Linked DNA regions of Homo sapiens: region 1 is linked to region 2. Evidence: chromatin contacts called from ENCODE Hi-C or POLR2A ChIA-PET data. All regions are on one chromosome and are shown on one strand. Each heading gives the region's core, a stretch centred on a gene start or an enhancer-like site at or near the end of the contact. The rest is flanking DNA. Distances are from core to core; before and after follow the strand shown. Region 1 overlaps TICAM1 (TIR domain containing adaptor molecule 1). Region 2 holds the start of SAFB2 (scaffold attachment factor B2).

Region 1 (3,716 bases), core at 583-3,082, 810 kb before region 2:
ATAGATGAGGCCTTCCTATGTTGCCCAGGCTGATCTCAAACGTCTGGCCTCGCCTCCTTACACGCCAGGACAACGGGCCTGCAACACCGTGCCTCCCTATTTATTTTTATTTTATTATTTTATTGTTATTTTTGGAGATGGAGTTTCACTCTCGTCACCCAGGCTGGAGTGCAGTGGTGCAATCTCGGCTCACTGCAACCTCCACCTCCCGAGTTCAAGCGATTCTCCTGCCTTAGCCTCCCAAGTAGCTGGGATTACAGGCACCCACCACCACACCCAGCTAATTTTGTATTTTTAGTAGAGACGGGGTTTTACCATGTTGGCCAGGCTGGTCTCGAACTCCTGTCCTCAGGTGATCCACCCACCTCGGCCTCCCAAAGTGCTGGGATTACAGGCATGAGCCACCATGCCCTGCCTATTTTTATTTATTTATGTATGTATTTACTGATACAGAGTCTTGCTCTGTTGCCCAGGCTGGAGTGCAGTGGCGCAATCTCAGTTCACTGCAATCTCCGCCTCCCAGGTTCAAGCGATTCTCCTGCCTCAGCCTCACAAGTAGCTGAGACTACAGGTGTGTGCCCCATGCCCAGCTGGTTTTTCTATTTTTAGTAGAGACAGGGTTTCATCATGTTGGCCAGGCTGGTCTCGAACTCCTGACCTCAAGTGATCCGCCTGCCTTGGCCTCCAAAAGTGCTGGGATAACAGATGTGAGCCACCATGCCTGGCCTATTTATTTATTTATTTTTTAAAAAGAGTTGGATGTCTTATTCAGTTGATAAATAAATAAATACATACATAAATAAGAAAGATGCGGCTGGGTGTGGTGGCTTACGCCTGTAATCCCAGCACTTTAGGAGCCCAAGGCAGGTGGATCACCTGAGGTCAGGAGTTTCAGACCAGCGTGGCCAACATGGCGAAACCCCATCTCTACTAAAAATACAAAAATTAGCCGGGTGTGGTGGCGAGCTCCTGTAATCCCAGCTACTCGGGAGGCTGAGGCAGGAGAATAGCTTGAACCCGAGAGGTGGAGGTTACAGTGAGCTGAGCTCTCTTCACTGCACTCCATCCTGGGTGAGAGAGCCAGACTCCATCTCAGGAAAAAAAAAAAATAGAGATGGGGTTTCATTATGTTGCCCAAGCTGGTCTTGAATTCCTGGCCTCAAGCAACCCTCCCACTTCAACCTCCCAAAGTTCTGGGATTAATTACAGATGTGAGCCACCACAGCACCCAGTCTTGTTTATGTATTTAGACACTCCAGAATCAATACATGTTAAGTGTCCAACAAACCTTGGCTCCATTCTTATTCTTAGAAGGTCTGTCACCCTGAAAAATATTAATCCCTTCCATGTGGGTCCCCATACTTAATGAGTGCTGCACCTGCTACCCAGGTATGGTGTACCTGATATGTGGTTCTGCATATGATCCGCTGAGGCCTTGAAACAACAGCCTCCACAGACCCATTTCTCAGATGAAAAAGCAGAGGCTCCGACAGGGGAGGCACTTGCCAAATGTCACACAGTGGCATCGGAGTCCAACCTTGGTGGGGGCATCAAAGGCAGACCCCAAAGAAAAAGGAAGGGCTGCAGCAAAAACTGCTAAATGTCCCCCAATGGCATTCATTCAAATTCATGCATTTATTCACTCATCCATTCATTCACTCACTCATTCATTCATTCACTCATCCTTTCACTCACTCATCCATTCACTCATTCATTCACTCACTCGTTCATTCATTCACTCATTCATTCACTCACTCGTTCATTCATTCACTCATTCATTCACTCGTTCATTCTTTCACTCATTCATTCACTGACTCGTTCATTTATTCACTCACTCATTCACTCATTCATTCATTCACTCACTCGCTCACTCATTCATTCATTCATTCATTCATTCATTCATAGCTCACTGCAGCCTTCGGCTCCTGGGCTCAAGCAATCCTCCCACCTCAGCCTCCTGAGTACCTGAGACTACAGGCGTGCACCACCACGCCCAGCTAACTTTTGTATTTTTGAAGAGACGCGGTCTCACCATGCTGCCCAGGCTGCACCCTCCCCGCCCTCAACAATATCTTTTCCCTCCACCTTTCCTGGTATTAGAACCCCGACTCGGGAGGCACACGGCCGTTCAGAAAGGACTACATTTCCCAGGGTTCCTTGCGGCAGGAGCAGGGCCATGTGATTATATTCTGGCCAATGGGATGAGGGCAAAGGCCGGTCTATGCCCTCCAAGAAGAGGCGTGCACTTCCCGCTTCCTGTTCCCTTTTGCGGGAGCGGGAGCCACGTGTTTTATAACAAATAGCCAGGCAGAAGGTGTCCCAGAAGACAATGGCGCTGCGGAAGCATTCAATAAATATTTATTATAATTAAAAGACCGTAGCAATACCCCCACCACCAAGACCCTTCACCCAGAAATAGAGAGATTGGAATTGTAAACACCGTATCCAGTTCTGACCACCCTGAAAGCCAGGGCATCATCGCGCCCGTTTTGTCCTAAATGAAGGGCTCCCGGACAATGTCCTGAAAGTGGCAGATGACCTCATCTTCCACTGTCCACAGGGCACAGGGCAGACCGGGGTGCTCTATGGGGTCCTGGCCGATGCCTGGGTCCAGGGGTGTTCCCCAGGTGGTCAGGCAAGGACACGCGGTCATTCTGCCTCCTGCGTCTTGTCCTCGGGCGCCTGGGACCCTCTCTGGTTCCACATGTGGTTGTTCAGCCCCAGCTGTACCATCTGTGCGTGGTGGATAATGAGGGGTTGCAGCCCTGGGCTCTGAGGGGGTGCGGGTGAGGCCGTAGGGAAGGCTGGGGACTGCGGGAAGGGCAGTGACTGTGGAAAGGCTGCTGGCTGTGGGGAGGGCGGTGGGGGGGTGCCAGCCTGCCATGCGTGCAGGGGTGGCGGCTGCGGGCACCCCGGCCAAGTGGGAAAGGGTGGCGGGGCTCCCAGGGGCACCTGGCCCCCAAAGGGCATTCGAGCCCCATAGGGCGCCCCAGTCCCAAATGACATGTGGCTCCCAAAAGCCACCTGGAGCTGCTCCATCTGTGCCTGGTAGGACAAGTAGCTCTGGAGGTAGGCTGAGTAGGCTGCGTTCAGTGCCGCCGCCTGCATCCGCTCACCGTCCAGGTGTTGGCTCTGTTCCCGCAGGGCTCGGGTGTCCTGTTCCTTCCTCCACATGGCCTTTCGGGCCTGAAGCCTGTGGGGCTTGAAGGTGTTGGCCACCTTCCTGGCGAAGATCTGGGAGTGTTCGTCCAGCCGCACCAGCCCGGAGAGCAGGCTGGCCGTGTCGGAGCTGAGCTGGGCCGGGGAGCTCTCCAGGGGCAGGAAGGGGATGACACAGTCTGGCGACCCCTGTCGCGTGAGGTTGCTCATCATGGCTTGGTTCACCTGGTGCAGGCTCAGGCGACAGTCGAAGTTGGAGGTGAGAAGTAGGATGATGAAAGCTGAGTGGTCTATGGCGTCCTGCAGGCAGCTCAGCTCCCCGCGCCCCGGCACCTGGAAATCCTCGCAGAAGGTGGCCCCGTCGGGCACGCCAAGGGCCTCCAGCTTCTCCCGAACCCGCAGGGCGATGTGTTCGTCTGCCCTGGCGTGGAGGATCACAAAGTTATAGAATTTCTGTTCCGATGATGATTCCAGGGAGGAAGGGAACAGGGAGGAGGGGGTCAGGTGAGCTGAACAAGGAGTAGATGAAGGAGGAGGAGGAGGAGGAGGAGGGGATG
Region 2 (3,510 bases), core at 272-2,771:
CCATTTCTCTAAATTCTCTGAACACTCAAGCCCCAAGCAGCATATGTACAATACCTTTAACACATCTCTTGGCTGACTTCTTGCTGGTGGCTTCTAACTCGATGCCAATTTCATCAGGATCTTGCCCCTCTTCTTTAACCGCCTATTAGGGAGAGATGAGTTTTACAACATCATTAAGAGCTGCAGGGCACACACTGTTCCTTACAAGTAACAACCTCCCATGAAACAAAGGCAAACCCGTCCTTGCAAAGAGCAACTCCGGGTCAGCTATCTGGGCCGCAAGCCCAAAAGGCGGAGGAGGAACCCCGCACAACTTGGGTCTCTCTGGGTCCAAATGACAAAGGAGAGGGAGGCTGTGAGCAGGAGCTCCAGAATTGGGGTCAAGGACCAGTTCCAAAATGGCAACTCAACTCGACAATGCCAAACCTTCGACTTTAAAGTTATATGATGGGACAAATTAGAACAGAGAGGCTGCACTTGGCCCGGCCTCGGTGAAGGGCTGGCCACCGCTGGTGAGGAGGAACAGCAGCCAGCCTGGGGAGATTCAACAGGTCCCTCAGTGCCTGCCACCTGCCGGGTCCAGGACTGGGTACCCACAAGCTCCCTCCCTATGCTCAAGTTGTTTGTTCCAGTTGCGGAAACAGACAATTCCCAACCCCTTAATATTTTGCATTTAGCCCCTGCTTTCAGCGAGGTGCGACACAAACGCAGGATGAGCTGGCAAGGAGGTGGGGCAGCGCATTAGGAAGGGCGCTCAGGAAGGTGATGTCTCAGGCAGACCCAAAATGACAACAAGGGGCCGGCCACGAGAAGATCTGGGGGACCCGGGTGGACAGCTTCGTAAAGGCCAAAGCCCTGGGGCAAGAACAAGCACCGCCCCCTTTCCTGTAAATGCTCTGGAGTCCGCCAGACACCCATTCTCCGGAGGAGGAAACTGAGGCACAGAGAGAAAGGCACCTGCCCAAGGTCACAGAGCCAAGGCTCGATCGGGAGCCCCAGGAGGGGTCCCGGGGCCACCCTGGTAGCGGAGAAGACCGCACGCTGAGCGCGCTTGAGGAGAAAAGGTGGAAAGAGGATAGGAAGGGAGGCACAGAGAGGAGCGGTGACGGGCCAAGGTCACACAGCCGGCCCCCTGGGTGCCCGACACCTCGAACCGGGGTCGGCCAAGACGCGGGGCGAACCCAGGGCGCCCCGGGTCCGGGAGCCGCGGTGACAGGTGCAGGCGGGGGCGTGCCCGGGCCTCCTGCGCCACCCCCGAGCCCCGCGCCGCCTCACCTTCTTGAGCCGCTCCATCAGGACGCTCTTGTTGCCGCCCGTGTCCAGGTTCCGCTTCTTCAGCTCCGCCCGCAGATCGATCACCCGCAGCTCGCTGAGCCGCCTCGTCCCAGTCTCCGCAACGCCCGGGCCGAGAGAAGCCGTGCCAGGGCCCGAGTCGCCCGACCCGGGCAGAGTCTCCGCCATCGTCGCGTTCCCGTCTTCGCCACCGACTCAGTCGCACACCGCCGGCAGCTATAGCGGCTCTGAACACAAAATGGCGCCGCCTAAGAGGAAAACGCACTCGTTTCCTCCCGCCCCGCTTTGCGGCCGCGCACGCGCACGCGCACCGCCCCCACTAGCGTACTTAGCAGCAAGGACGCTCGCGCGTCCACCAACCGCGGGTTCCCCGGCACAACGCGCAAGCGCTGAATCTGCAGCTCGCATGCGTCCCGGCAGTTCCCGGCGGGAGGCTGACGAGACGCAACGCGTCTGCGCACATCCCCGCGTTGTTCTCACTGCGCATGTGCAGTTGCAACCGGGATACTAGAACCTACGCTTGGTGCGCCTGCGCAGAAGCGAGGCGCGCTGGGGCGACTGGAGCGGTTCCCTCGCAGGCGGCGCCATTTTGTGCTAGGAGCCTGATAAAACCGGCCCGGTTCTGTGGAAAGTGGGCGGCGGAGCCAGGGTCCCTGGAATGGCGGAGACTCTGTCAGGCCTAGGTGATTCTGGAGCGGCGGGCGCGGCGGCTCTGAGCTCCGCCTCGTCAGAGACCGGGACGCGGCGCCTCAGCGACCTGCGAGTGATCGATCTGCGGGCGGAGCTGAGGAAACGGAATGTGGACTCGAGCGGCAACAAGAGCGTTTTGATGGAGCGGCTGAAGAAGGTGGATTTGGGGCCCCGAGGGCGGGCACAGGGTGGGTCTGGGGTCCTCTTGGCCGCGACGGTGGCTCGCGGGCCCTGGCGTCCGCCCCCGGCCGCGTTCGCGGCCTCGCCGGACCTGGCGCTCTCGCGTCCCCCGGCTCCTCCGAGGCCCCGGAGAGAGTTCCTTGGCCGGCTGGGCCTGGGTTCAAATCCTAACGCCGCAATGGGGCCAGGAGAACCACAAAAACGGCACGCGTGCAGGAGAAACGGTGACGGGTGACATCGTCCACTGAGAGGAGGGTTCTCCCCTCGTCTCGTCCCCTCCTCCGTACCTGGAGGGGAGACCCTGAAACCCTCACTTCCCAGGCGAGGGGAAGGGACTCGGCCAAGGTCACACGGCCGAGGACGGGCAGCGTCGGGATTTGAACCCAGGCCCTGGGATTCCTGATTCGGCTGCTTGGTTTCCCCAGGGAAGATGCTTTGTGACCCACAGGGGACCGACCAGCCTGAATCGGGGCTGATTTACAAAGGAAACACCCGTAGGACATACTCAAAGGGAAAAATAGAAAAAAACCCACCACAATCCAGTTTTCACGGTTTGCCGGTACTCGCTCGGTGAAGTAACGTGGCAGGAAGGAAAAGTGGTGTTGACGGTAGTGATCAGAAATGTGAAATGAGGGGAGACCCCGGGTGGACTTTAAAACCAGCCTCAGAACTGCCCGGGAGGCGGGCAGAGCCTGGGCTCCCCCAGCTCCGTCAGTCTCTCTGGACTTGGGGACCCTGCCAGCTCTCGGTGGCCTGATCTTGGGCATAGGAGACCTTGAACCCCTTCTGAGTCCTCTTTTCTATTCTTTTTTTTTTTTTTTCTCCTGTAAGAAGCAAAAAAGCAATAGGACTTTGATTTGGGGATTAAATAAGTTTGCGTGGAGCAGGCTTGGCGTGCTGCCTGGCGCATGTAAACACTCGGTGTGTGGTTGCCATCACGATTCGCTTTTCCTCTCTGTGCCACCACGAGTCCTCATTTGCAGATCGGGGGCTCTAACGCCTCCCTTGGGGGATTCAAAGGGATCCCTAGGAAAAGCAGAGAGGCAAGTAAAGGTTAGCCACCTGCGGTTTCCTTATTCCTGTAGCTTTTTTTCTCTGCCTTTTTTCCACCTGGCTACTCTGGGACCTCTCCCCTGTAGTTGCTCCGCCTGGCCGCCCACCCCCCAGCCCCTGCAGGCAGTGGGGCTGTTGACACATCCCACCATCCTGACTCCGGAACTACGGAGATCACAGGGCTTTATTATTAATTGGTGATGAGAAGAAGTAGGGATTTTTTTTTTTTTTTTTTTCCTGATGAGAAACCCTGGGCTCAAGGGTGGATAGTTGTCTCGGCCAGAGTCACATGGG

What was found. Hi-C counts contacts between places; a loop is a spot of excess contacts on that map. ChIA-PET counts read pairs that join two places held with the same protein, here RNA polymerase II (POLR2A). Pooled maps may share reads with other maps.
Region 1: a loop to region 2 is called in a pooled map, with 7 times the contacts of the local background. The contact joins the enhancer-like site here to the promoter of SAFB2 in region 2. A Hi-C loop is called at or near these places in 8 of 50 pooled maps. POLR2A ChIA-PET finds 5 or more read pairs at or near these places in 4 of 52 experiments (CD8-positive, alpha-beta memory T cell, HEK293, K562 and 1 more).

The regions. Positions count from the first base shown.
Region 1 is chr19:4,813,590-4,817,305 of GRCh38, forward strand. TICAM1 (TIR domain containing adaptor molecule 1) reads right to left here. Exons shown (of 2, transcript NM_182919.4): 2 at 2,343-3,716. The coding sequence ends at 2,650. Among named protein-coding and RNA genes, the nearest start is that of TICAM1, 16 kb to the right of the region's middle. RefSeq lists enhancers at 1-129, 2,264-2,393. Within about 2 kb of position 1,833, at least 13 of the 41 ENCODE cell types and tissues checked have a DNase peak (open chromatin) inside an H3K27ac peak, as active enhancers do.
Region 2 is chr19:5,621,255-5,624,764 of GRCh38, forward strand. SAFB2 (scaffold attachment factor B2) reads right to left here and starts at 1,522. Exons shown (of 21, transcript NM_014649.3): 1 at 1,276-1,522; 2 at 55-142. The coding sequence starts at 1,461. It overlaps SAFB (scaffold attachment factor B), which reads left to right and starts at 1,829. Exons shown (of 21, transcript NM_001201338.2): 1 at 1,829-2,140. The coding sequence starts at 1,952. RefSeq lists silencers at 1-142, 1,147-1,266, 2,237-2,286 and enhancers at 61-793, 1,267-1,606, 1,527-2,259, 2,260-2,991.